Regions from separate parts of the Mus musculus genome. Here region 2 is linked to region 1. The links are chromatin loops, found by intact Hi-C in ENCODE. Cell type or tissue: gastrocnemius. All regions are shown on one strand. Links, peaks and the distances in the headings refer to the core of each region. The heading gives the core; the rest is flanking DNA. Region 1 overlaps Mdm1 (transformed mouse 3T3 cell double minute 1). Region 2 has its middle 71 kb from the start of Ifng.

Region 1 (15,204 bases), core at 2,646-10,645:
GCTCAGTCTCCTCTGGAGCTGTAGTGACGGTAAGATGAAGCAGGGAACTCTGGAAAGCTCTCTATGCACTGGCTAGAACACATCATCTTCTCCGAGTTTGCCCAGCTGGGTAACTGCCTCGCCCAGGAGTGCAACAACTACAAGCTTCTGAAATTACTGCTCAAGAAAGCGTCAGAGTCAGAGAGGAGCTGATCTGGTGGAAAGGCCCACGGGGCACCAGCAGAATGAGTGGGGAGACACCCACTTCCAAGAAGCAGCACTGTAAAGTGGCAGTAACGTTTGCATGATCATAAAGACAATCCCAAAGCCATCAGAGAGCAGCCACCACATACAAAAGTGACAGGGCAAAAGCTGCCGGAGAATTCCCAGCTGTGACAGAGGGAGACACCAAACAGCAGAGCAATGTCTAACAAAACCTAAGGAAACCAGAATTTCCTCGAATGTGCAAATCTTGAATTCCACATCCGAGCAACACCAGGCAATGTCCAGGGGCAGTTTTTGTTGTCCTGCCTGAAAAAGAAGCACCACTGGCACCTGGCTGTGACAGGATTTTCCCTGTCCAATTACATTAAAATATTAGTGCAGCAGGAGGCCTGTGATTGGACAGGGAAAAGGGAGGCGGTGCTAAGAGTTGCAGGGACAGAGCAGCGGCTTAAGAGAGGAAAAGCAAGATGGAGCATGGACAGGAAGAAGATCCTGAGCCAGCATGGCTTTAAACAGCCACAGGTGGATATGACATCATAAAGGATAGAGCAATTGGGATAACCTTCTAATCTAGGTGGGCAGCTTATACCATTATCACTTGGTTCTGAAATTACTGTGTGGGCATCTTGTGAACTGAGAATTTATTGATCTATAAATCTGACTTGTTAATTATAAGCGTCTAGAGTTTTGTTTCTAACCGGGTTGCTGGGTGCTGTGGCATCTGACTGCGGGATGGACGGTTGCTGTGTGGGGCTGGCGGGCAGGGAAGGGAACTCTGGTCCTGCAGAGCGTTGGAGGGCAAGAGAAGCTGGAGGGAGCGCAGGGGGGCTCGGTGGTTCTTCTTTACTGTTTCCCACAACACCCGGCCAGCCTCCTGCGTCCCTTGGTAAGACCCGGATGTGCCTTTCACTGCATGGAGTGAACTGTGAACCTGGGCGCAGCAGCACAGTCCAGTGAAATCTGCTCCACTCACAGAAACCCAGCACGGAAATTAAAAATAAAGGAGAAAGAGGGGAGAGAGGGAGGGAGAGGGGGAAGGAAGGGGAGTCTATTATAAATGAAAAAGACAAAAGAAAAGAGAAAAAGAAAAACACCTAACAGAGCTTGCCAGCAAGTGGTTCCTCTTATAGCACGGATCTATCAGTATAATACTTTTCTTTTTAAGAGATAAGAAATGAAAACCAAATACTTACTGTTGTGCTGAAACTCAGGGTCTCGCAGACGGCCCTGGATCCTGCTGGACGGATGACAGTAAGGCGGGGCACATGGAGGCAGCTGCCCAGGGGTGCTGGGCTGACGGTCCAAAATTTTCGAAACAGGAAGAGTATCAGCAAATCTGAGCACATTGGCTTCACAGTCTTCTCGCAGAGGCAGGGGATCAACTGTCTTCATGCCAGCAGCCGGAGAAGTCAACAGAGACATGGGACGGGGTTTTCCTTTCTGGATGACAAAAAAGACGCACACGTGTGTCCAAAAGTAAAGAACGGATCAACATTCAGATGTAACCAGTCACACGTCACAGAAGGTGTGGGGGAAGAGACAGTGTCCCTGGAGAGACGGCTTAACCACCGACAGAGAACAGCCCTGTGTACATTTTAGGACAGTAAAATGTACATTAACAGTGCACTGAATGACAATGTATGCGGAGACATCAACAGAGTTATGATTACACTAACAGAGACCCCTAGAGCAATAGCAGTAGGTCTCATTACGAAGCAGAAAGGGGCATATGGAAGTGATTCAGATGGATATAAATGGAGTGACAGTCTACCTCACTAGCCTTTTAAACCACAGAATAAAAGCACTGAAGTAGTAATGTTCACTTACCAGACTGTAGAAATTAACTAAATTGAATATAATATGCAGATATGACAAAGAAGAAGAAAGACAGGGTCCTTCCGGTCTTTCAAAGTCCAGCAAACCACAGCCTACGCTTCACAACTCTGCAACTGTGTCTACTTGAACTGTGTTAATACTTGGGAACGCTTAGATGAGATGATAACACTGAATGAACCAAAATGTAGCTTTAGATTGTTCAAATAAAAATGAAATGACACAAATCTGAAAATTGTATTTGAACAATAGCGTCTGGTTTAAAACTTCTGAACGATAGCTAGCATCCATTCTGCCATGAGAGTGAGTGATGCCTAAGGATGCAAAAGTGTGTGCACTGCGAGCGCAGTAAGAATCAAGCCAACAGAGAACGATGTACACGAGCTCAAACAGAGCTAGCATACAAGAAGCAAGAGGGGAAAACCGATTGTGAAGCCTTGCCTGTAGACTACCACTTATGTCCACACTGCCACAAGACCCTCAGGAGCCCACAGCGACCCTCGCCACAGCGTCTATGGGAGAACAGTCCTTTCTCTCTCGTCCATATTTTCAACTTTCCACAGCAACAATGCAGCTTGACCCTGAGCCCCCATGACTAAACTCCTTTCTCCTTTGTTGGATGGAGGGGTGGGGCTGGGGATGTTGAAACAGGGTTTCTCTGTGTAGCCCTGGCTATGCTGGAACAAGCTCCGTAGACCAGGCTGGCCTCGAAACTCAGAGAACCACCTGCCTCTGCCTCTGCCTCCCAAGTGCTGGGATTAAAGCCATGAACCACCACTGCCTGGCCAATGGTATTTTTTGATAGGTGGCAACGTAGCAAAGTCACACACAGGCACAACAGTCTTAGTCATTGCTTGGACTCCTATAGAGTCCTCATCTGAGCCCATGGATATGACATTGACAGTTTCCAAACACAAGAAGGCTCTGTGACCAAAGAGCTGAGCTGAGGGCTTCCTCCCAAGAGAATGTAAGGTCCAGGAAAAGAACAGAAATCTCCCATTTGCTTCCTCTTTCTCCTTTACACTTAATAAGTTACAAGTCACACTGAAAAGCGCTTTGTTTTTCTTCCCATATGGCTTGGACACTCTGCCATCTTGGTTTCACTCCTGTTAAAAGGAGCTGAATAAGACAAACATTTTAACTGAAGGGATCCTCAGGCTTAAGCAAACTGACTGGTCTAGCTCCGAACCTCAAGCCTTTGCTGGCACACTCTTCCAACGCTCCTTGAAGAAAGAGTTTCATGAGCAGCAGTGACTTGATTTTCTCTGAGTCAAACACACTGGCTTTTGCACTTCAGATCTCCGAGGGGCTGCCAACGACATCAGGACAACACACAAACTCCTCACCCTACCCACCTTTCCAGTCTTATTTCCTCCCACTCTTCCCTGTAGATCCACCCACACACTTTCTCCTTTTCCTCCTCCTCCTCTTCTTTCTCCTCTCTCTCTCTCTCTCTGTCTCTCTCTGTCTCTCTGTCTCTCTCTCTCTCTTACACACACACACACTCAGCACTCTCCCTTGGGGACTCACAAGTACACTGTGGTAGCTGTGGGGGATGTGTAAGCAGTCATGGACTCTGGGAAGGGAGAGACATTTTAGTTCAGTAAGCATGACTGGTAGGCAGCAGGGCTCCTGTACAAACTCTACTCAAACCCTAATAGAACACTGTGGGGCCTCACCAAAACAACAGGGGTAAGGAGGAGGAAAGGAGAGAGAAGGAAGGGCAGACTGGAAAGGACATTAGCTGGAGGAAGGAGGCGAGTAGGAGGTGAGCAGGAGAGGGCAATGAGGACTAAGTATGATAGAAATACACAGCATGTGTGTGAAACTTTTCTGTACGATTACCTTCATCAACAGATGAGCACTTGTAGGGGGTGGGTCTGATGTTAAAACAGAATTGGGTCTTGATCTATCAGTAAGGATGTCTCAGATGGGTGTCATTCGGATGGTGTTGGGAGCCCCTCAGAGAACTGAAGTGCAGGGACTGCTGGGAGGGAGGAAGGAAGGAAGTGGGACTTCCAGGTCCCTACAGGGGAGGTGAGGAACTTTTACAGTGTGTTGGGCGAGGAAAAGGTGAGCGGCCACGTGAGATCTTTCCGGGAGCGACCTTAGGCTGCTCCTCTAGGTGGGAGATTAGGGTGTTGAGCTGGGACTAAAAGTAACTGAGCAACTGAAGCTGAGGGTGGATTTAGGGTATTGCACTAAGAATATTGGGAAGGGCACACTAGCTGCAGTAGATTACAAGTGCCCAGCAATTAAGCCAATAAGACAGGTTGGCTTTGAACAATGTGGGGTGTGTGTGTGTTTCATCCTCAGATCTAAGGGAGCCTGGGCAGGGGCTGGCAGTGCAGCCCATTCTCAGAGCTTAAGTTAAGGTGGGGTAGCAAACACCACACACTACAGATGGCGCACGTCAGTCTCACCAGACACCCACTGCTCTTTGCTTCCTTTCTTGGACAGAGATCTTGAATGACTTGTATCTGGAGGCTGGGAATGCAGCCAATTGTGCAGCATTTGCCAACCACACCCACCACCATAGGATCAACTCCTACCACTACCAATTACAAACAAGCAAACCCACAGAGGTGTCCCTGACTCAGCCTGTCTTTTCTCTTCAATCTCTTGCATGCTTAGCTTTTACAAGATTCTGACAAAGTCTCATCCCTACTGACTTAGCACCAACACTCACTTTTCGTGTGTGTGTGTGTGTGTGTGTGTGTGTGTGTGTGTACTTATGAATGCCATTTATGGAAATAATACCAGAGGCCAGAAGAGGGCACTAGATCCCCAGGGGCTGGAGTTAGCCATTTCACTTGGGTGCTAGGAGCCAAAGTCTGGTCCTCTGAAAGAGCAGCAAGCACTCTTAGTAATTGAGCCTTCTCCAGAATGGAGATTCTATCTATCTATCTATCTATCTATCTATCTATCTATCTATCTATCTATCTATCTATCATCTATTATCTATTTTAGCTGGCAGTACTGAGGATTGAACCCAGGGCCCCATGCACAGTAGACATACACATTCCACCACCAAGTTATAGTGCAGCCTCTTGATGCTCCTTTCTCTCTGACGTCACTGCTGACTCTCACTACGTCACTGATATTCTCCTCCTTCTGGTTACTTCTCACTTCCCTAATACTAAATCCTCGGACCCAGATGTGTCTCCACCCATTCTCCATAAATATTTATTCCCTGGATTGCCCAAGTCTTCGAATACCTGTTTAATAGTGTGTGTGTGTGTGTGTATGTGTGTGTGCAAACATGTATATATATGCATATGTGTGTGCATATGTGTGTGTATATATGAGCCAAATCAAGTCACTGCTCTGCCCTTCCGAGCCTCCCGTCTCACTGGGAAAAACATGTGTGCTGTTCCCATGCTCTACGAAGCCCTACACAATTTAGCACAGCACTACGTCTCAAAACCCATCACCCAGACAAGTCTCTGTTCCTGACACAAGAACACATGACTGGTCCTCTCACCTCAGAGACTCTGCATCTCTGTTCTCTTTGTCCAAAACACCATCTCCCATGCCCAGATCAGTCCTGCATCTTTTCCAGATTCTATTCACACCCTTGCTGGTAAGGACCTCCCTGATCACTTCCTGCTCACCCCCTGCCTGTTTTTCTCATGGCACTGACACCTACCTGATGTGTTTTACCTCCAATATCATGACCGTGGCTTTGCCCCCTGCTAGGCTGATGGCTGGATGAGTCCTGGTCTTAGCTTTTATCTCCAGTGCTACACAGTGCCTGGAATGTGGCTGGAACACAACTAGCAGACAACAGACTGTATTGTTCTTCCTTCCTGACGAGTCACACTAAGAACCTGTGAATGCTTATCAGCAGCAACACAATGGCAAGAGCAACTAAATAAGCAAAGAAGTCCCAGTGCCTTGGTCTTGCCTTACTGAGAGCTAATAGGGATACTCCTCCATGCAACCGGTGGGGTCTTCTGAAGTCTGAGCCTACATGTCATTTATCACGAGACGATGGAGACGCAAGACGAGGTTTTCCTCTGAAATACAAATAGCTACCTTAGTAATGTCTTTCTTCAGAGTTTCTAAGCCATCTTGGGAGGACGCTCTCCTCCTCTGCTCGAGGCCTGGTGGCTTCACTTTAGATGGAGACACTAAGACTGCGCCACCTGGAAGACCCCATGGAAAGCACATGTCGGTCACACTAAGTGTCGGTCACACTAAGCTACATTCTAAAAGGGCGGATGACAGGTTGCAGGGTTTGTCCATTACCAACAGCTGGCGTCGTGAGATCATGGTGCGTCCGCTGGATACCGAGTTCTCTCAGCCTCGGTGTAGGAAGCCTGCCTCCCTTCCCTGAGGAAACAGAAGATGTCTCCGACCTAGAAAGTGAGACAATTTATTAGGAAGCCTTTCTTCCAGAAAATTTAATCAAAACTGTCTCGTTACCGTTAAGTAGCACAGTAAGAAAACATAAACCATCTAAGAGAAGTCTAGTTTTGTTTCTGAAGAAAAAAAAAATTCAGGCTCCCTCATGGAGGGAGCCTATGACCCAGTGTTTAGGACGCAGCCTCAGGAGAGTCATGAGTTCCAAGCCAGCTCTGGCTATATAGGGAAGTCTCGACTAAAAAACAATCCTTTTAAAACTTCTCAATCCATAAGGAGTTAGCGAAGCCAAGCCTAGAAAGGAGGGGAGATCACTGTACACCAGCCATCCATAAGGAAGACGGCGTCCAGTTAGTCAGCACGAGTTCCCATCGCCTGCATCCATGAACGAACAAAGGGCTTGGCTACAGACAAAGTGGACTGTCAACAAAGGCAAAGAGCCACTCCTCTAAAGCGGTCTGCACATGAAACCGCCCTTGTTGGCCATTTTCAGAAACCACTTTAAAAATATTACAAGGGAGTGGCCTTTCTTTCTTGACAGAAGCACCTGATATTCATGAATCCCAGCTTCCCCTGTGAAGTCATCCTACCTGACACGCTACAAATCTGGCGAATCCTCAGCACAGGACGCATGTGAGAACTGACTGCCCCTCGCAGAGCACAGTGCTCCAGTGCTCCATCGCACTCTGTGTGATCCCAGCACACTCCATGTGGCAGCACCTATGTCACTGCTCCTTGCTAGTCACAGAGCTGCCGGTGCAACCGTGTACCCAGTGACAGCACATACGCATCCGTCACGTACTAGAATGTCCTATACGCTGAGGAACTTAGGTCTCACCCTTCTGTCAGTCTGTCTGCCTTGGGTGTCTGTGTGTCCGGTTTCTCCAGCTCTACCGCACAGGTCTGCTTGTCCTGTCCTCTCTCCTCTCTCCCGTCCTCCTCCGCCCTGGGCTCCTCCTGGGTGTCTTCCTTCGTGCTCTCCTCAGCATCCCAAGCCAGCTTCCTCCTGACCGAGGCGGCAGGCTCTGGCATCTCCAGTCTCCTGGTGGAGTTTTTCAGGGGCTGCTCTCCCGAGGCAACTTTTCTTTCTTCTAGTTTGGTAGGAGGGTGTTTCTGGGGGGTCCTGTGGTTTGTAAGGTCTCTGCATTTCAAAAAAAAAAAAATTTATTGCAAATCTGCATTTGAGTGTCTCAGTTTATCCTGGGTTAGCGAGTGTGAGACTTCCTGTCTCTTCGTTTCCATACTGAAGGCCTTCTCTGGGTAGTGAAGTTATTGTGCAATAGAGCAAGAGAAAGCTCTACCCAAGTGTCCACTAAATATTCCAAAAAGTAATAGTTACCTACTTCACACACTTACACTTGCACTTCTGGTGACAAAAGGGTAAAACGTTACCCTCAAAATGATAAGGACTAACTCCAACGAGGCAAATTTGTCATAACTAAACTCATATTCATGCACAAGTACGCAGATTCAAATTTTTATGTTTTAGATTCATCTTTCCAAAATATTATTAAAGAGTATTTTGTGAACTTTTAAAGCAAGATCACATAGTAGAATTTATAAATGAATGAGGTATATGTGACTATATGAGAATGCTCTACTTTATTAGCTACAAATCAATGTATAATTTCCCTTACAAATAGTTAAATAGTGCTCAGTTTAAAATTTAAAACAGCAGAGAATTCTCTACATCTAGAGGCCCAGTTCCACAAGAGCCACAAAATTCATTAATGAATGATAATGGATATATATCACTCACTTATATTTTCATAAGTTTTTATGGCTGCTCATTACTTCTTAAAGTTCTTTTACATCTATCTTATCTAGTTCTGTTGTTACAAAGAATATTACAAAAGTTAGCTGCCCAGAGTTATTTATTAGTCATACAGAAACACAAAAAGCAAGTATAATATAGCTACATTTACCACAGAGAATAAGTTTTAAATAATGAAATAAGAGACCCATCTGGCTAAACAGCAGATTGTGAGTTAGCTGGGTCATTTTCCTACATCATCCTATGATGCACACAAGCTATAACACAGCCTTCTCACTTTCCACAAAGAACATCTCACCCAGCAAGATCCAGTGCTCGGATGTTGCTACTGACGGTGCCTTCCGAGCTTGTGACTGAGGAGACGTCCCAACAGCAGTTGCTGTCCGACATAATCTGGTTCAGATGGTCCCGAGAAAAATGTGTCCCCTGAACTCGCTTCCTGTAAGATTCGGCCTTTTCTCGGAGCTCCTTAACCTACGCAGAGAGTTCAGGTGCCTTCCTTTATTGCCAAGGATCTTTTATAAACACCGACAAGTACATAAGAAAGCCAAAGCAGGATACAGCCACAGTCCAATGAGAAAGGCAGGCAAAATAACAGCCACATACACTCATCAGACTATGCGTTTCAGCAGATATTAAAACAATTAAGCAAAAGCATAATGCAGCTAATTTATTCCAAACTACTAGGCAAGGAGACATTTGTAGTAGCTAAGAACAATTTTGACAAATACTTTTTTACTCCAACTGAAATTACACAAGTATTCTATGCATTATTATAGTTTTTAAGAACTCAAAAGCAACCAACCTCTGCATACCACATGGCATTTAGAGAACCCTAGGGGAGGAATACAGAGACACACTTAATGACAGGTTAATGCCATACATGAGTATTAATGGGAATCAATGAGATACTGAACCTTATTATTCTTCCTTCTAAATAGATACCAACTTGTCAATACAATTAAATTTCTTGTATCCTTAGTAATCGTGAACTCAGTAACCAAGACATCTTAGCACTGCTCGAGGACCAGCCACGCTCTTGCGAGGCTGTGGTGCTGGTGATAGGTAATTGATTGTCATCCCTCTCTCCCCATCTCTGGCTGTGATGGTGCTACTGATAGGTAACTGACTGCTATTCCTTGCTCTCCATCTCTAGAAGAGTGGCTCCATGCCAGTGACTCCTAGTCTAGCTTAATCCCCCAGCTCTCTGCCAGCCTCTCCTATTACACAAGACCCCACTAACTACTGTGAGATTCTTTCTCCAAATCTCTTGAAGTCAGCAAAACCTCAAGTTAAAAAAAAAAAAGACAAAAACAAGAACAAACAAAACAAACAAAAATACACTATATAAATGAAAATAAATACCTTCCAAATAATAGTGATATAGTCAACAAAAAAGATTTTTTTTAAATCATGAGGAACTATAAAATACTTTGAATTCTCTAATTTGCAAATCATGTACTTTTATATGAAAAGAACCCAACTACCATTGGAAACCTTTTTATTTTATACATAACACTGCCACCTGCTGGTTTCTCTAAATGCACCAATACAGTGCAAAAAAAAAAAAAAAAAAAAAGCTGACTTGTTACAATTCTGCTTTAAATGTTATTATATTTAGCCACATTTGTTGCTATTAATAACTATATTTTAAAAAACAGAGTTCCTACCCTTGTGTATAATCTTTTATCCCTCAACTATTTTAGTTAATAGTTTGGCCTTCACAGGGAGAGATGTTTTACGTATTCCATCAGGGCCTCATTCTTCAGCAGCAGTGTGTAAACTGCCACCCAGCACTGCCACAACCTGTGTCCTAGCAGACAAACAAGGACATGAACTGAAGGGCCGGTTCAAAGGGCTCCAATCAACACAGCCTTCCATGCTGAGCAGTGGAAAGACAGACAAGGAGGCTGCGTCCTGTTCACACAGGAGCTCCGTGTGCTTAAAGACTGAGAATGGGGGAAGAGCCCATAGCCATTTAGAAAGGACAGAGTGCAGGCACTTTCTGTATGCCTATTCAGTTCTATTTATTAATGACCTATGAACTCCAATGCTTTTACAAGTCTTCATTAGCCATCCTTCCTAAAAATGCTAACACTCAGTTTTATATTTAAGTGTCTATAATCCTAAACAAAGATAAAAAACTGTCTCTCAAAGTAAGGTCCTCTACTGGCAAGAGGGAGAATTTGAGTGTAGATTTCAGAAATGACCCCTAGGGCCAGTGACCAGGACTGCTATAAAGGATAAGAATGCATTATTCCCAACAACGTCACCCAATGATGGGATATTTTATAAGCCAAGGAGAGAGAGATGGCTCAGAGGCTAAAAGCACTTGCTGCTCCTACACAGAACCAGTTCAGCTCTCAGCGCCCACATTAAGTGACTTACAGCTGGCTATAACTCCAGTTCCTAGGGATACAATGCCCTCTTCTGGCCTCCATGGGCACAGGCACATGAACACACATGCAAACACACGCGCACAATCTAAACACTATAAGTAGAATGCTTTCATTACTGAATTCTTTTTCCCAATTTGAACTGAATCATTTAAAATTTACGTGCGGAAAAATCGAATTCAGAAAACAGCAAGAATGAATGAGGCGAAATCTTACACCTGGTCCTTACAGCATCTGTCAGGTTACAGGGTGGATCTCAAATGCAGCACTTTATCTAGAATCAAAGTCCTAACTGGCCTCAAGAGTCACATCAATAACCAAGCCAAAAAGACGTACATGCCAGCGAGCCATCCTGACACACACCTGTTAAGCCTGCATGGGAGAGGCTGAGGCAGGAGGACTGCTATGAGGCTAAGGTTAGACCCTTTTCAAAAACCAAATTAACTTAGAACAGATTCCATTATTAAAGGCAGTCTTATATGACCATTATAAAGCAGCAGTGTGTAACTGAAATGATGCAGGTGTGGGATACATAGCCACAATCAAAACCAGCTCACACAGGATGTCTATTCCACTAGTAAGTACACAGGACTTAAGACAGAACACCCAGTAGCTTTGCTAAAAACAGATTCCCAAAGTGTAGCATGTAGACAATTTAAAAGGAAATGAAGTTAGTATCTGAACTATGAGCAGAGAGTGTGTCAGTGATAGGATTGTGGCTGGAGAGACGGCTCAGTGGGTGACAGCGCTTGCCCTCTCACCCCCTGCATAATTCCAGCACTGGAAGGTAAAGGAGGCCATGGCTCAGTAGCCAGGCACACAGCCTATCAGTGAGATCTGGGTTCTGTGAGACATGCTGTCACAAAAAGTAAGCTAGCAAGCAGCTCCACCTGTGGCCTCCACGTGCACAGCCATGTATGCACACTGCACACACCACACATACATAAAACACATGCCAAAAAATGCTGGGGGCAGGGAGAAGATGGCAGAATACTTGATATTCAGGTCACTCAGTATCAGCCATATACCACAAACAGTAGTCCAGGGGAAAAAATCTAGTATTTAGCCAAAACATGGCCCCTATTAAATGTTTATAACTTGGTTAATAACTGATCACTGGGGCTGGAGAGATGGCTCAGAGGTAAAGAGCACTGACTGTTCTTCCGAAGGTCCTGAGTTCAAATCCCAGCAACCACATGGTGGCTCACAACCATCTGTAATGAGATCTGACGCCCTCTTCTGGAGTGTCTGAAGACAGCTACAGTGTACTTAGATATAATAATAAATAAATCTTTAAAAAAAAAACTGATCACTGGCTTCTCTGAGAATTGCTATGTCCTCCTTTTGCCAACTTAAGTTTTGGTTTTTTGATAAAAGGCTAATGCAAATTTCACCCTAATTTATAAACTTCCAGTAGCAACTAATACATCTATGAGAAGGTTACAGCATGGAGATATCACATCGGGTGAAACTGAGAACGCAGCCTCTACATTACAGCACAGCACCCTCCTCCCTGGGACAACAGAGCATTCCGCCTGACTTCAACATCTCCAGCCCTCCCTGGGCTAAACGGTGAGGCCTAAATACCAACTCACCTCAGTCTGAAGAGACCGTACACTAGCCAAGGCTCTTCCCAACGCAGCTTTCTCAGACCTGTCCACTGGCCCTCTTCAGCCACATGCTTCAGTGTTCCCGTTTTCTCCTGCCCTGCCCAATCCCCCAGAAATAATCTCTTTGCCAAGGCCTAGAATATTACTCAACTGTGCAAGAGCCTAGGGGATTCAGTCCTTTTTCCATTATGGCTGCTTGTGAAACTCAAACTTTTTACTTGATTTTACCAGAGTGAATGGACAAATGCCCAGATGACCAGGAGCTGCTCCTGTCCTGTGCAGCCTGGGCTGGGCTAGCTGCTCCTGTCCTGTGCAGTCTGGGCTGGGCTAGCTGCTCCTGTCCTGTGCAGCCTGGGCTGGGCTAGCTGCTCCTGTCCTGTGCAGCCTGGGCTGGGCTAGCTGCTCCTGCCCTGTGCAGCCTGGGCTGGGCTAGCTGCTCCTGTCCTGTGCAGTCTGGGCTGGGCTAGCTGCTCCTGTCCTGCGCAGCCTGGGCTGGGCTAGCTGCTCCTGTCCCGCACAGTCTGGGTGAGGCTTGGGTAGACAGTTCTGAGAGTAGCTGCAGTGGAAAAGTCTGGAAGCCCCCTGAAACAGAGCGCTGAGAAGGGTGTGGCTGCAGTGAGAAAAGTCAGAGAGCCCCTTGAGGCAGAGCGCTGAGGAGGGTGTAGCAAGGCTACTTGTCTCACGGAACCAGCAGCTCACAAAGACCAGACCCAATCTACCCTCTTTGGAAAGATAGACAGAAAAGAATATCTGTTATTATACAATCCAACCCCAAAAACGGTTTAATTTAGCTTGTGCACATGAGAAGGGCTGAAAAGTGTCCAGATAACAGTTTTAAGACACGAATTATACAGTAATATAGACTTTCTACCATTTATCCTTTGACTAGAAGCCCCGCTTCTCAGCAGGAGGCTATAACTGTCCTCTCCTCTGCCCAATCTTCAGAGCCCCAGCTTCTCTGCTACATCAGGACACCCCAAGAGTAGAACTTGAACCTCAAGCTGCACACACCCCTTTCCTACATGATGCAGGGGTGCACACTGTAGCAATCTTCCTGGAACATTCATTATTGATAGAGAGAACCTTCAGTTCAAAGTCTGAGGTCTGGATGGCATGAGGACCCAACCAAGAAGGCTATCATCCTGCAAACTGAACTCATTAGAACTATCAGATACTTCATGGCTTTAAAAAAATGACTTTAATAACCAATGTCAATCTCCACGGGGTCACTGCTATAAAAACAGTACACACACCGGTAAGGTGACAACTACGATTTTAAGATGGTGGGATTTGCGGTGCTACTATTGGACCATCCATCCTCACACTGTGAGTGAAACTCATGGTGCAGTGGCTGGCTCGGCCGGAAGAGCGTGTGCGATCAGACTCACCTGGTTTGACAGGTTCTCCTTCACCCGGGTCCAAGCTCCAGCTTTATAGAAATACTGGGCTGGGCTCAGGAACTTTGCTCTATATTCAGAATTCACTTTTCTAAGAGAGACAGAACGCAAGTAAGTATTTTAGCAAGCTGACCACCCAGACATGACCGTTTCCTGGTGAGCTACGTACCCAAGCCTTTGGTGTCTCCATGAAGCAGGCTTCTTTACAGACTGGTCTGAGTCTTCCGACGCCATGTCTACTTCTAAGTCTAAAGGCTCATCTGCCTTATTGTATTGAAATGGAAATAATTTGAGTGTTTATGCTTAGAGATGTCAGACATTCAAGTAAAAACATACATGTTATAAAGGTAGGCCTAGAAACTCTACTACATTTTTGCTTCTAGATGTTTAGCTACTAAAGCAAACAAACAAACAAACAAACAAACCCAAATCAACAAGTTTTGAAGCCAAGGAGTTTAGATCCCTGATTTTATGGGGTTTTTTTAAAGATGAATTTAAAAATTAACAAATACCATCAAAATATTAAACAATGCTACCACATATTGAACAGAGATTTTGAATTAGCCCTTAAATTTATATTCAAGGGTTGCAGTTATTGAAGCTTAGCTAATTAGCACATTGCTATACAAAATAAGACTCCCCTTCAAGAATGTCATAGGTCAATAAAAAACTGTATGTGTGTGCTGTGTGTACATGCATGTGTTATGTGTGCATACACATGCATACACACACACACACACACAGGTACATAATTTCACTTTTAGTCATACATTTTCTACACTCTGCGATGACTCTAGCCTAATGTCATAACTCAGAATACCTGTAAATTCACACACAAACTCAGGGGCTTATTTTCACTGAAGTAAATGATATGAATTATACTAACTATAATTTAGCATAGTAGAAATTTTCCCTTAAGATAAGTGTGTGCTCTGTTTAATGGCTACTACTTAGAATGCACGTCTCCATCCTCCTGCTGCCCTGCGGCTCACACTACTGTAAGCTCAGTCGTCTGACGTTGGACTTGGGGGACTTACCTGCTGCACTGCTAGGTACGGTCATGCTGCATCAATTTTAGTTATCTATGTATCTGTCTCCCAGCAGCCTAAGCGCTGCTGAGCCTTGGCATGTCTGCATCCTGTCCTCTCAGTCTACACAGGACCTGACTCCACGGAAGGAGTCAACGACCACCTGGCATCTACTGAACAAATGAATCAATGCTAGAAGAGAGAGAGCCTCAGGCGGAGACGAAGGCAGGCATGCAGAGGCTGAGACCTCGGGCAGGAGGTCAGAGCTGGTGGGTGGGTACCTTCTTTACTGGAGTCAGCATCTCCAGACTGCTGTTTCCTTTCAAATACTCTCTTGACTTTGGTTCCTTCACTGGAGTTAAACCCTTGAAATTTCGCTTGTATTCAGTCTCGTGGGTGAATGTATTGCCTTGGAACTGTGGAATAATTTGGCTTTTATTACGGAAAACCTTAAAACAAACAAAAAACAGTTACGTTTTTGGTTGGTTACTAAGTGGTACAGAACTTAGGTGTTTAATTGATCTTTTTTTTAATGTATGTGTATGTGTGTGTGTATGTGTATATGTGTGCGTGTGTGTGTATGTGTGTGTGTGTGTG
Region 2 (15,204 bases), core at 3,840-11,839, 210 kb before region 1:
GTTGCGTCTTTCTTTCCGGTCAAGTGGGATGCAATAACCAGTGAGATGTAAAAATATTTAATAAATGTTCTGTGTATATGAAGCAGTGAAGAAAGACAGCAATGGGGTCATACCAGCCTGCCATCCCACACTCAAGAAGCTGAGACAGGAGGATTGCCAATTTAAGCTGGCCTCAGGTGCATGGCAACTTCCAGGATGACCAGGACAAGTTAGACTTTGTGTCAAAATAGGAGGAGGAAAAAAAAAAGACAACAAAACAAATGAGCAAAAAGACAGGAACTTTGCAGACCTACTGTGTGCCTAACCCTTTCTGCTATTTACTTATTTTTTCCAATAGCCCTAACTTGAGGTTACTATCATTATTGAAGGCATAGAATGGGGGTTTCACTATTAGTTAAAAACGATGCATAGTAGGTCCCATGCCTGCTTCCTGCCTTAACAGTTGAAGCCACTGCAAGAAAGCAAAATGGCAAAGCAAAATGGTGGGTGGCGTTTTACACTCTGATAAGCTAATTGCAACTGATGATCCGAATCACTCACCAATTGCCCTTGGGAGGCAGAGACACGGTGATCCCATTTGCTAAGATGGCAGATTTTTTAATGCAATTATAAACAGGAATATAGGGAATGCACCTCTCTAATTACCAGTTAGTCCTTGGGCTCTCAAAATTTAATTAAAGCAAATGAGGAAATGTTGAAAAATCATGGAATTTTTTTCTTCTGTCTCAGCTTTGATCAGTGGCAATTAGGCAAAATTATCCTAGGTCCCCAAGGAGGCACCTGAGGCTGAGTGTATTTATGCTTTGTAAGAATCCTTCAACCATACCCTGCAGGGCGGATGAGGTGAGCCACTGAGTTGGGTCAACAGGTAAGGGCCCTTGCCATCAAGCCTGTGCCTGAGTTCAATCCACGGTGGAAGGAAGGAACTGACTTCCAATGACCAAGAATGTCAGTGTGTGTCCTCCTACATACAAATAAATAATGTAATTAAACAAGCAGTCTCATATATACACAAGCCAACTTTCAAGGGCTATGATTAGAGATTATTAAAATGAAGAAGTTGAGCCAGAGTGGTGGTGTATACCTTTAGTCTCAGCACACAAGAGGCAGAGGCAGGCAGGTATCTGTGCCCTTGAGGCCAGCCTGATCTACAGAGTGAGTTCCAAGCCAGCCAAAATTATAAGGTGAGACTCTGTTTAAGAGAGAGAGATGGGAGAGAGGAAGAGAGAGAAAGAATATTACTAAGTTTATATTACACATAATTTATTTGAATAAAGATAGTATCCAGCTAATTAATCCTAGTAGCTCTTATCTCACTTATCAGGAATCCATAAGAGAAGACCACCCAAACACAGGATGAAGTCTTTATTACCTAGACACTACGCTGTGTGTTCAGGATCCCAGAATAGCCCTAAGCCTTTTTCCAGGTGACCATATCCTGGGTTGACACGTTCAATTAATAAAAACAGCCAGAAGCAAGACTCCAAAAGCCAACGGCAAGGTTAGAACATTTAGAGCCTTCCCAAGAACTATGGACTCTGCTGTCTGCATACCAAGTGGTTCTTCTGTCATGAGTCAGCTGTGCTGAGATCTAGGGCTGACCGAAGACTGGCCGCCTGTTACAAAATATATTTTGCTTTTTTTTTTTTAACCTTTTCAGTTGGCATACTAAATCATGTCTTATTTTGACCTTTTCATTCATATACATTATTGTACTCTGATTTTAATTTAAAACCTTTTTTTTTTTTGAGACAGGATCTAACTTGATAGCCTTGCCTGGCATCAAATCTTCAGTAATCCTCTGGTCTCTGCCTTTCTGGGATGGTTAGTTTCATTGTCAACTTGAGCCAATCTGGAATCACCTGGGAAGAAAGTCCTAAGGAGTGACTGACTAGATTACGCTGGCATCGGGCAGTATCTGTAGGGGATTTTCTTGATTACATTAATTGAGATGAAAAGCTCTGCCCTCGGAGGGTGGCACCATCCTGTAGGCAGAGGTGGACAGGATGGGAGAAAGTGGGCTGACACAGGCAAACTTGCACGAATTCAGTTCTCTTTCAAGTGTAATACATCTAGCTGCTTCAAGCTCCTGCCTCGACCTCCCTACAATGATGACATATGTCACCTATCGCTGTGAGTTAAATATACCCTTTTTCCCTTAAGTTGAGTTTGTCAGCCATTAGAAATGAAACCTGATGGAGTTGGAGAAGGGACTGAAGAAGCTGAGGGGGTTTGCAGCCCCATGAGGGGAGCAACAGTGTCAACAGGCCAGAAACCCCTGGAGCTCCCGGGGGCTGAACCACCAACCAAAGAATACACATGGAGGGACCCATGGCACTGGCCACATATGTGGCAGAGGATGGCCTTGTTGGACATCAGTAGGAGGAACGGCCCTTGGGCCTGAGGGGGTTCGGTGCCCTAGTGTAGGGGAATGCCAGAGTGGGAAGGTAGGAGTGGGTGGATGGGTAGGGAAGTACCTTCATAGAGGCAGGGGAAGAGGAGACAGAATAGGGGGTTTCTGAAGGGGAGACATGGAAAGGGGAAAACACTTGAAATGTCCAAGAAAAGGGGGAAAAGGGGAGTAAAATTCAGACACCCCCTAAAGGATGTGTGCTGCAGATTGCTTAAAATATTCCCAATAACAATGAGACAATGTTCAAATGTAGTGACTCTGGGGTTCCAAATCTTAGGACTATTATAAGAATGACAGTGCTTTAGTTGTGGTTTAAGGAGCCTGGAGTTGGGGCTGTAGAGATAGCTCAGTGGTTAAGAGCACTGGTTGCCCTTCCAAAAGACTTGGGTTCCAGCACCTGCATGGTAGCTCACAAACTATAACTCCAGTCCCACAGGACTCCTGACACCCCCAGGCAGACAAAACACCAATGCATGTAAAATAAAAATTAAAAATTAAAATAAACCAATCTCAAGAAGCCCCCAATCTTAGAACACTTACAAAGAAAGTTAACCCTAGCGGTAGATGGGTTTGCTTCAAAGAATTATCCCGAGCTACGAATAAAAAGGAGGTAATGGAATTTTGAAAATCATTGTTTTACAATGCCTTATGAATTCATGGACTTAGACAATGATTATCAGGAGCTGCTAACATCATAAAAGGGAAGGCCGTATGTTTATCCCTCAGTGAAAATATGAAAATATAGAACGCTGCCTGTGAAGTGTTCCAGCCAATGAAATCAAACCTGTTTCTGTATAAAACTGGGTATCTATTTGGGCAATGGTGGCATGCACCATTCTAGCACTTGGGAGGCAGAGACAGGTGAATTTCTGAGTTTAAGGCCAGCCAGGTCTACACAGAGAGAGTTTCAGGATGACAGGACTACACAAAGAAACTGTGTCTCAAAAAAATAATTAAAATTTAAAAATAATAAATCTACACATCTAATCATGAAAAACAAAAATGTTAAATGATGAGCTAGAACGCCTGGTCTCAGATTGGCAAAATGATTCAATGCAAGTCAATGAAGATGATAAAATGGAATCTTTTTTCTTTGATTTATCATGAAGATGAAGAAAGAGGGATATAAAAAGAGAACAGGAAGCATATGTAAGAATAGAGAGCAGACTGGTACGTTTAAATTAAACTCCATTAGTAAACCCTTTAGACGAGAGTAGTCTGGGGCCATGAGATGGCTCAGAAGGTAAGAGTGCTTGCCGTATGAGCCTAAGACCTGAGTTCAAGCCCCAGAACCCACACGGAAAAAAAGTGATTCTTGAAGTTCATCCTTGACCTCAACATAGCACGTATCCCCTTCCTCTTTCATTTCAGATGTGAATGGCTTAACCACAGTGCTGGAGAGGATGTCAAGGCAATATCTTAGAAAACACAGTTTAAACAGATGCTGCCTAAGAGAACCCAGCTTCAACCATAGATGAAAACAGATGTGTCATACTGATTGTGAGTTTCTTAAAAGCTGGAGTGAATCTATTAGTATCAAAAGTAGGATATAGGGCTGGCAAGATGGCTCAGTGGTTAAGAGCACCGACTGCTCTTCCAAAGGTCCCGAGTTCAAATCCCAACAACCACATGGTGGCTCACAACCATCCGTAACGAAATCTGATGCCCTCTTCTGGAGTATCTGAGGACAGCTACAGTGTACTCACATATAATAAATAAATAGATCTTTAAAAAAAAGTAGGATATAGAGGAAAAAAATAACATTAAAATAACGAAGGTAAATTTTAGTTGAGGAGATGTGACACTCATTTGTATATGTCCCTAACAACATTATTTCTACATACAATGAGTGAAAACCTGCTACACTCTCAGAGCTAATGGAGGGAATACCGCATGAGAGGAGCCCATAGCTGATACAATTAAAAGAGGGGGGAAAAAAGAAATAAAGATGTGAAAAAAATTTTTACTTATTTATTTTATGTATATGAGTACACTGTAACTGTCTTCATACACACCAGAAAAGGGCATCAGATCCCATTACAGATGGTTGTGAGCCACCATGTGGTTGTTGGGCATTGAACTCAGGACCTCTGGAAGAGCATCGGTGCTCTTAACCGCTGAGCTATCTCTCCAGCCCCCATGAAAATGTTTTTAAAGTTACAACTAGAGCTAATGGCGCACACCTTTAATCCCAGCACTTGGGAGGCAGAGGCAGGCGGATTTCTGAGTTCGAGGCCAGCCTGGTCTACAGAGTGAGTTCCAGGACAGCTAGGACTGCACGGAGATGTACTTAACCCAACAGCAAAGGCCACCGCCCTTTCTTCTTTGTCATGCATCTCTCAATGAAGCAAAGATCAGCAAAGACTCCAGACCAAGAAGCATTGTAAAGTTAGCTAGGCAAGGCTCTGTCACTGTTCTTTGAGTCCTACTCATTCTCCCTCCAAATATCATGTGCCCTCCACGGGTCTTGTCTCAGCACACAAGTCTGTCTCAGCTGACATCACTCTGCCAATCACCTGATTCCACAGAAGCGGCAAGAAGCCGCAGGAACCTTACAAGAAGTTTTTCAGTATGTTTTTCTCTATGGAGTCCTGACAAATGGACCTCAAGAATGCAATGTAAGGCGAACCAGTGTGTGTGTGTCTGTGTGTGTCTGTGTGTGTCTGTGTGTGTGTGTGCGCGCGCGCGTGTCTCCTTAGCAACGAATCCTTCATCACCCATCCTTTCACATGCTTGCTTTAGCAGAACATCCTCTCTTCTGTATCCGCTTCAGGAAAACACTCCTTCACATGTCTGCCCCAGCAAAACACCATCTGACACAACTGACTTTCCAAAGAAACCAGAAATTTCCACTTCACTTTGTAACAATGTATTTGCCAGGCTAACTCCCTTACCCCTATGCACTGTTCATATATATTCCTCTCTGGACAACACACCTAGCAACTGCAAGACTACTCAGCTGCCAGCCGGCCACAGAATACCTGTCTGTCCCTCTCTGAGTGGTTTTTATTCAAATGAATTCCCTCTTTATTCAAATAGGAAGGATAGAAAGGGTGATGGGAGTCTGAACTGGCTTTGGATGCCCACAAAATAAGGCACAACTGTCCTCAGGCTAACCTTTAGGGAGACTCCCCTATTGACAGCCTTGTGTCCACGTATATAATTAAAATCAGATGCATTATGGGAAAGAACATATGTAGTAAAAAACTGATCACATGACCTAATCTATCAGTCAAAACAAAGCGCCACCCTCGCTCTGTCCCCTAGCAACCAAACTCCTCTTCGATGCCATAAAGAGAAACCCCAAAAGATAATCAAGGCCCCTGAAGATCTTCAGTCACGTGGCCTGCCGTCCCTACAGCAGATTCTGATCTTTTCTACTGGTTTGCTTTAGGTAAAAGTTCCTCACTGCTTCAAAGTCTGTATGGGCTTTTATTTCATTCTAGAATAAAATGTCAAGGACACGATATGCTGATATCATCGTCTGAATTGAAAATAAAATAATAAATTAAAATGTATTTTCATCTTTATTAAGTCATCCGTTTTGATCCATTCTGGTCCCCATGACAAACTGTCGATGGCAATAAAAACTCAACATGGTCAAAAAATATTTAAAATCGCATACGCTAGAAAAATGTCTATAAAAATATAGACATAATGCTACCTAGCGGAACCCAGAGGAGGAGGGAGGGATGCAAAGAGGCAAGGGAGGAGCCATGAGCGGATAGCCTCAGCATACACTGACGTTTTATGAAAATGCCCTTATCCATACGAAAGTGTAAAAATAAAAACATCAATTCTTCCTATTAGCTTCAAAGCATGGAGTCAAAATAAAATCCCACTGGCTTGCAGCATCTGTTGGGATATTGGTTCTTGACAAGGTTTTTTGGACCGGGGCAGAGCAGAAGGCCAAATGTTTGGTGTTGACATGGCTTCAAGAGTGAAGCGTACAGGTTAAGGAACCGGTCTGTATGGTTCTTTTCTGTTACCTACGTTAAGTGTTGAGAACAGGACAGGCTGGGCAGCAGTGTGGACGCAGCCCTATCTGCTGACGGTAACACCGCCCTACTGTGGTCCTAGAATCCTAGACAGAGTGCAGCCCATTTATTGTCCCCGCTTCTTGGTCGTGGAAAGAAGATTCTGCCAGGTTCTTCAATATGCATGAAGGATCTTTGGAACTCAGACGGAGCGGAATGGTGTGTGCTGGGAATCCCGGCACCCAGGAGGTAAGAGCGACAGGGTCAGTTCACATCTACCCTTAGCTATATGGCACGCTGGAGAACGACCTGTGCTGACGGAAATCCTGGCCAGGGGAGAGGGGTTCTCGGTATCTTACCTGTTTTGTCCGGAATTTTTCACACCTACTCCAAACCACAGAACTTTGCTAAGACTCCTGCCTGTGCGCGTTAACTCTTCCTTATGTGACAAGTGTCTATGAAGTTAAGTTGCCGCCTCCTTCTTTCCCTACAGCCCTATGAACACACACACACACATACACACACACTCACACTCACACACACCTCAAAGGACAAATTCTACATTTTCCTCATGTTTCCTACAACAAACCTAGTGGTAGAGCCAACAAGGACAAATGCAGAAAGAATAATGTTTCTATATATTTGCTGTTTCTATACTGTTTATAAACATATCGTGTGTAGAGTATACAGCATATACTGTTTGTTTTACCCCTATGTAGCTGTTTTTATCAAGGAAACATTAAATTAATGCCACATTCTATGTCTTATAAAATCTCTCTGATACTCTCTGACCCGAATAAAAATAAGAATTTCTTGTACAGAAAATGCTCAATAAAATTTATGTTTAACTGCTACCAAGTTTTCTGTCAAATAATATAAACTTATGATCAGAGGGAAATTAAACAGGTAGCCAGAGTCTAATTTTCCACCGCAATGCCTGAGGAGGCAATACAAATATCAGTCCGATGCTGTGACGTTCTACTTCCCGGGGAAATTGCTTTATACCAGAGCGCTGGCCATGGTTTGTGGAACAAATTTACCGAAGCAGGCTTGAGGTGGAAGGAGATTGGTCGGTGCTATGCTAGTATGTGGCCACAAGAGGGCGCAAGCCACTAAACTGCAACACTATTCAGCATACCACTGCCCCACCTTGTGGGTGGAGCTAGACCAACAAAAGCTCCAAAACTGACAGAGGAGATGCATCGGAACAGAAACTGAAGATTCCTGCATGAGAAGAAAATATTGAGGACATGTTCCAAATTCCCATTTTAAACGACCCAGAGCAGCTATCTTTCTGGCAACTCTCCAAGGGTCCTCCACAGGGCTCACCTCTTCCCCTCCATGTTAAATTCTTCCTTCTCTTTGGATTTCTGGGTGACATAAATTTCTCTTGTTGGGAATGGCAATCCCATAATAAACTGGTGATCAGTGAAACGTACATTCGTATAATGATTAACTTATATGTAAGAAGTCGTAAGAATGTGGCTGTATAGGATAAATACGGAATAAGCCAAATTTAAGTGATAAACTTTCCGTCCTTTCAGGCAAGGGAGCTAACCCAGAGCCTCCTCTCCTCTATGTTCCACAGAGAGGCATTAGTTTGTAGTTTTCCTTATTACTTATCCCACCTTGATAAAAAAAACAAAAAACAAAAAAACAAAAAACAAGAATTTGTGCAGGGGAGAGAGACCGCAGTCCAAGTCTCTCTACCAAACGTGAAAATTAAACACAAGCTAAGAAGAGGTAAGTATGTTAATTTGCTGAAATTTCTTTACGATCCAAACACCCACTCGGAAGCACCTGGGCACTAAGCCTTGGAATTCTTATCGTGAGCATTTTAGACCATAAGAATGGACATCCTATGCTGGGTGGTGCTGGCGAAAGTCTTTATCTCAGCACTCAGTAGCCAGAGGCCTGGGGGTTTCGGAGTTCGAGGCCAGCCTGGTCTACAGATCTAGTTCCAGGACAGTCAGGGCCACACAGAAAAAAAACCCAGCATCACTGCCAGCGTATAGGTCCTGAGCACGTGACAAGGGCGGCTCCCAGGCTGTGGCTGCGCACTCACTCCAGCCGAAGGGTAAAGGCTGACACAGCATTGTTGGAGCACAGATCCTGGCTTTGTGTCCCTCTCCCACCACCAAGCCCTTATCCCTGTGGATGTTTTAATCAGAACTCCGACACTCTTGTCCTCCATTCTTTATTGTTCAATGTGACAATAACCAGATAGAGGCATCAGATCATCTAGGTATGAAATAAGACACACCCTCCTTGTTATATAGTTAATTATAAATGCTAGATACACACACTGGCTGGTTCTGTGTGTCAACTTGACACAAGCTAGAGTCATTAAAGAGAAAGAACCCTCAGTTGAGAAAATATCTCCATAAGATCCGGCTGTAAGGCATTTTCTTAATTTGTGACTAATAGGGGAAGGCCCAGCCTATTGTGGGTGAGGCCATTCCTGGGCTGGTGGCCCTGGGTTCTATAAGAAAGCAGGCTGAGTATGCCAGGGGAAGCAAGCCAATAAGCAGCACCCTCCATGGCCTCTTCATCAGACCCTGCCGCCAGGTTCCTGCCCTGACTTCCTCCAATGATGGACAATGAACTGAAAGTATAAGCTGAATAAACCCTTTCCTCCCTAACTTGCTTTTGGGTCAGGGTGTTCCATCAGAGCAATAGAAAACCTAGGACAAGACATATATAAGTAAAAGGTGATCCTAAGGTGAGTGTGGCCACACAGTAATCCCAGCACTGATGTCCTCCCTCCACCTCCCCCTCTCCCTCCTTCTCCCTCCCCCTCCTTCCCATCTCCCTCCTCCTGCCTCCTCGTCCCTCCCTCTCCCTCCCACCTCCCTCCTCCTCCTTCCTCCTCTTCCTCTCCCTCTCCACAGACCACCCTAGTCGGGTATGGGGGTCCCTGTGACGAGGGTTCTTGAAGCTAGGTGGGTAAGGATTCGGTGGTAACAAACAATAACAAACACAGAGGCAGTTTGAATCTGAGTGTATTTTGCAGCTCTCAAGCAGGGGATTTTATACATTAAAAAAAGCAAACATTACATCTCTTAGAAACTATATCCAGTGAGACAATCACAAATACCAACAAAAATCATTTGGCACAGTAAAGCACAAAAATCATCCAAGCATTACAACTCTGAAACTATGTATTCAGTGAATCACAAACAGAACAGGGAACATCATTTATATAAGTCAAAATATAACAATTCTAAAAGGATGGATGCAGTGGGAACTGTCATCCAAGGCTAGTGGCATATTTCCAAGAGCAGGTTAATAAAGCTTTATGGTCAATTACTGTTTAACATCTAACACCTGATTTTTTTGTAAATCTTAAATGAGTAAATTTAAACTATTTTAATTTTTTATTTAAGGATTCCTTTACCATAAAGGCCCACCTCTGATGACACACATGTAGCCATATGAAATTTTATTATGGAGAAAGTTTTTATCTCTCATAATGCTATTATATAACTTTACAAATGATTTATAAAGTGTTGGTTTCCCAGGGATAAGGTCATGTTAGTGACCCCATCTCAAGGGATGGTTTCTTACACATTGTACTGGCTGGTTTGGTGTGTCAACTTGACACAACTGGAGTTATCACAGAGAAAGGAACTTCAGTTGAGAAAATGCCTCCATGAGATCCAGCTGTAAGGCATTTTCTCAATTAGTGATCAAGGGGGAAAGGTCCCTTGTGGGTGGTGCCATCTCTGGGCTGGTAGTCTTGGTTCTATAAGAGAGCAGGCTGAGCAAGCCAGGGGAAGCAAGCCAGTAAAGAACATCCCTCCATGGCCTCTGCAGCAGCTCCTGCTTTCTGACCTGCTTGAGTTCCAGTCCTGACTTCCTTGGTGATGAACAGCAATATGGAAGTGTAAGCCAAATAAACCCTTTCCTCCCCAGGTTGTTTCTTGGTCATGATGTTTGTGCATGAATAGAAACCCTGACTAAGACACAAATTGGTACCAGCATAGTGGGGTATTCCTGTGATAACCTGACCAAGTTTTGGGAAGCACTGTGGAAAGACTTTGGAACTTTGGGACAGAAGATCCATTCGGTGTTAAGAGCTCTGTCGAATATTGTGTAGGAGCTTGGAAGATAATGTTGAGAACAGTGCTGAAGATGGAGGTCTGGCTTGTGAAATTTCAGAGGGAAGATTTTTTTTTAGGGCTATTGCTATTTTGATTGTGAAGATTTTGTGGTTCTGGTTAGCTGGGGCTGAAGAATCAGCTGTGATTAACAAGATACCAGAACTACTAAAACAAAAACTTTGCATTACTAGGACCATTGATGCTGGTTAGCTGGAGCTAAGAAATTAGTGATTAAGAAGAGACCAGCATCATTGAGGTGACATCTTCTGGGAAGTGTTTTTTGAAAGCACAAAGAGGCTGTGTTTCAGAGATAGCCAAGGGTATACTCCTGCTGCAGTGGGACTTGGTAATGTGTAAGGGTCACCTAGGTGGTACTGGTTTTGAAGGCATGAGGGGGTCACACAGAGCAGCTGAGGCTCAGCACTGTGAGAGGCCATGGAAGGCCATTGGTGAAGGTGCAGCCTCAGTTGCAATTGACGGCCCAGGACTGAAGGGGTCATGCAGTGTTTTGGAGATGCCAGTACCATGAGATGACCACTAAGAGCAGCAGCAGCAGTGGAGTACAGGCATCTGGAGCCTAGAGGATGACGCGTGTGCTACAAAGGGCATGGCTGGAGAAGTGATCCAAGCCCTTGGAGGAGCCCAGAAGATCGTGAGTTGGATCCCAGACATTGGATGGTTGGAGATTGATTTTTGCTTTTGATTGTGACTGTGCCCTGATATTTTCCCTCTTGAAAGAAGAAACTATTTTAGTGGAACCCACAGTTAAGAGACTTTTAATTGTAAAAAGATTTTGGATTTTAAAAGAGATGGACATTTTAAAGAGATTGAAATTTTAAGAATATGTAAAGACTGTGGGACATTTAAAGTTATTTAGACCTTGGGGATGAATAAGAATGTAAGGGTTGAGGCTTACTAGTGATATGTTTGTGTGTCAAGTTGACAAGGGGTCAATTGTACTGGCTAGTTTTGTGTGAACTTGACACAGCTGGAGTTATCACAGAGAAAGGAACTTCAGTTGAGAAAATGCCTCCATGAGATCCAACTATAAGGCACTTTCTCAATTAGTGATCAAAGGGGAAAGGTCCCTTTTTGGTGGTGCCATCTCTGGGCTGGTAGTCTTGGTTCTATAAGAGAGCAGGCTGAGCAAGCCAGGGGAGGCAAGCCAGAAAAGAACATCCCTCCATGGCCTCTGCAGCAGCTCCTGCTTTCTGACCTGCTTGAGTTCCAGTCCTGGCTTCCTTTGGTGATGAACAGCTGTATGGAAGTGTAAGCTGAATAAACCCTTTCCTCCCCAACTTGTTTCTTGGTCATGATGTTTGTTCAGGAATAAGAACCCTGACTAAAACACCCATTATTATCGCTTAAGCTCTTGGCCTAGGCTACCAGGAACATGTAAATAAGAAAAGAAATAAGAGAAACTAAAACAGATTGCCATGAGAACTACAGCTCTGTTGTGGATAGCCCTGGGGCTAATCATAGTTGATGCTAATTCCGTTCTCCTGTGGGGGGCTGCAAACAAGGAATGAGTCAGCACTCAGGAGATTTCCTGCAAACCTGCTTCCCACCTTAATTTGTAAAATAAAGGAGAGCTGATAATTGGGCAGATAAAAGGGAAGGTGGGAGAGAGGAGTAGGAGAAAATGGAAGAGGATACAGAGAAAAAGGAAGAAGAAAGCAGAGCAGAAGCACATAGCCTAGAGAAACTGCAAGATCTAAAGGGTCTCATAGATGGGGAAGACAGTAGTGTAATGGTAGATCTGCCCAATCTAGGTGTACAACATGTATTCATATTAATTGTGTTATGTTTTCATTGCTGGGCATAATTAGGTTGGGAGAGATTTACTGCAACAAAATGGCGACCAACGTATTGATTTGAATTCAACTAACCTGAGATAAAATTCACTGCCCCCACCCTGCCCCCTCCACGCCCCCACTCCTTCCCCAACCCCTGAATGGGGCTTGGGCAGTGACCAAGCAGTATGGATTTGAAGCTGACTGGATTTGAGGGGCCTACAGAGACCAGCAGAGAGACATCTATGCCCAAGAGAGCCTTTCTGTGTTTGCTTCCCCGTATCCTTTGCTCCCCACCCTGCCTCTACCTCCAAACAGGGACACAGACAATTGGGGTCTTTTTACACTCATATTCTCCCTGTCAATAAAGAATTGAGAGACAAAGTTACAAAGGGCTCTGGACCGGGTAATTCATTTCTATAAAGAGAGAAATATAACCTTTTGATACTTAACAATGGTATAAAGATAGATTGCTCTAATAAGTCTTACAGGATACTCATATTCTAACGTGGGCTTCACAGAAATTTTGGGTTTAAATCCTGGTTTAACAAGCTGCCTTTTATAAGCAGGTGTAATACTTAAAGATGGAAAATTTCACCTGCAGTTCGGAACCAGATAGGGAATATTAGTCACTGACTCCAAGTAGAGAGCAATGATAATAGCCTGCTATGAACAGGTATTAATAGAAGTCTGTGGCTCTGGGTAGAAAGCATAACAGATATTATAATAGGTATTAAATAAATGTGTGGCTCCGGTAGAGAGCACAAAAGATAGATGGTATAACAGGAGTTAGTGGAAGTTTGAATTAATTGCTTTAAAGATGGTATCAAAGATATATTACTCAGTCCCTTCAGGTCTGACCAGCACCGGGGTAGCTAGGGCACAGAGTCGGCTGACACCTGCCAGCTACCCACAACACCCACCACGGGAACTTAAGATGTGTGGTGAGTGGAACACAGTGTCTGCTCCGATCCAATCACGTGGGACCTGAGACTGCATTAGTTAGGAAAGCAGAAAACCCGGCCTGAGCAGGGGCACAAGTCCCTTCCGGTCCGGCCAGCATCGGGGTACCTGGGGCGTGAAGTCTGCGGACACCCGTAAGGTATACACAGGACCCTCCTCGGGATCTTAAGACCTCTGTGAGTGGATTACAACTTCTGCCAGGAAGCAGGTTGGAACACCAGATATCTGGGCACCTTCCCTGCAAGAGGAGAACCTACCTGCAGAGAGTACTCTGAGCACTCAAACTTAGGAGAAAGCTAGTCTCCCAGGTCTGTTGATAGAGGCTAGCAAACACCTGAGGAACAGGATCTAACCAGAGACAACTACAACAACTAACTCTAGAGATTACCAGATGGCGAAAGGCAAAGGTAAGAATCTTACTAACAGAAACCAAGACCACTCACCATCATCAGAATGCAACACTCCCACCCCACCCAGTCCTGGGCACCTCAACACACCCGAAAAACTAGACCCGGATTTAAAAGCATATCTCATGATGATGGTAGAGGACATCAAGAAGGACTTTAATAACATACTTAAAGAAATACAGGAGAACACTGCTAAACAGGTAGAAGACATTAAAGAGGAAGCGCAAAATTCCCTTAAAGTATTGCAAGAAAACATGACCAAACAGGTGATGGAATTGAATAAAACCATCCAAGACCTAAAAAGGGAAGTAGACACTATAATGAAAACCCAAAGTGAGGCAACGCTGGAGATAGAAAACCTTGGAAAGAAATCTGGAACTACAGATGCAAGCATCAGCAACAGAATACAAGAGATGGAAGAGAGAATCTCAGGTGCAGAAGATTCCATAGAGAACATTGGCACAACAATCAAAGAAAATACAAAATGCAAAAAGATCTTAACTCAAAACATCCAGGAAATCCAGGACACAATGAGAAGACCAAACCTACAGATAATAGGAGTAGATGAGAATGAAGATTTTCACCTTAAAGGGCCAGCAAATATCTTCAACAAAATTATAGAAGAAAACTTCCCAAACCTAAAGAAAGAGATGCCCATGAACATACAAGAAGCCTACAGAACTCCAAATAGACTGGACCAGAAAAGAAATTCCTCCCCACACATAATAATCAGAACAACAAATGCACTAAATAAAGATAGAATATTAAAAGCAGTAAGGGAAAAAAGTCAAGTAACATATAAAGGCAGGCTTATCAGAATTACACCAGACTTTTCACCAGAGACTATGAAAGCCAGAAAAGCCTGGGCAGACGTTAAACAGACCTTAAGAGAACACAAATGCCAGCCCAGGTTACTATACCCAGCCAAACTCTCAATTACCATAGATGGAGAAACCAAAGTTTTCCACGACAAAACCAAATTCACACATTATCTTTCCACGAATCCAGCCCTTCAAAGGATAATAACAGAAAAGAAGCAATACAAGGATGGAAATCACGCCCTAGAAAAAGCAAGAAAGTAATCCCTCAACAAACCAAGAAGACAGCCACAAGAACAGAATGCCAACTCTAACAACAAAAATAAAAGGAAGCAACAATTACTTTTCCTTAATATCTCTTAATATCAATGGACTCAATTCCCCAATAAAAAGACATAGACTAACAGACTGGCTACAAAAACAGAACCCAACATTCTGCTGCTTACAAGCAAATGGTCTGAAGAAACAAGCTGGAGTAGCCATACTAATATCGAATAAAATCGACTTCCAACCCAAAGTTATCAAAAAAGACAAGGAGGGACACTTCATACTCAAAAGTAAAATCTTCCAAGAGGAACTCTCCATTCTGAATATCTATGCTCCAAATACAAGGGCAGCCACATTCATTAAAGACACTTTAGTAAAGCTCAAAGCACACATTACACCTCACACAATAATAGTGGGAGACTTCAGCACACCACTTTCATCAATGGACAGATCGTGGAAACAG

The links. Peaks named below come from ENCODE experiments on the same cell type or tissue, not always from the same donor. Only the 100,000 strongest peaks of a DNase experiment are listed, where the experiment ranks them.
Region 2: it touches region 1 in a loop (14-fold over the local background); 18 of 42 quality-filtered maps call a loop at or near these places.

What each region holds. Positions count from the first base shown.
Region 1 is chr10:118,150,641-118,165,844 of GRCm38, reverse strand. It overlaps Mdm1 (transformed mouse 3T3 cell double minute 1), which reads right to left. Exons shown (of 14, transcript NM_148922.3): 5 at 14,889-15,056; 6 at 13,749-13,843; 7 at 13,571-13,670; 8 at 8,475-8,650; 9 at 7,241-7,543; 10 at 6,289-6,398; 11 at 6,076-6,185; 12 at 1,398-1,644. Among named protein-coding and RNA genes, the nearest start is that of Mdm1, 16 kb to the right of the region's middle. In gastrocnemius, for the core only: CTCF peaks have their summits at 9,690 (motif pointing left) and 10,588 (motif pointing left); DNase peaks (open chromatin) are centred at 4,497 and 9,328.
Region 2 is chr10:118,362,937-118,378,140 of GRCm38, reverse strand. No RefSeq gene overlaps it. Among named protein-coding and RNA genes, the nearest start is that of Ifng, 71 kb to the left of the region's middle. In gastrocnemius, for the core only: no CTCF peak of the experiment used is centred there; DNase peaks (open chromatin) are centred at 7,502 and 8,361.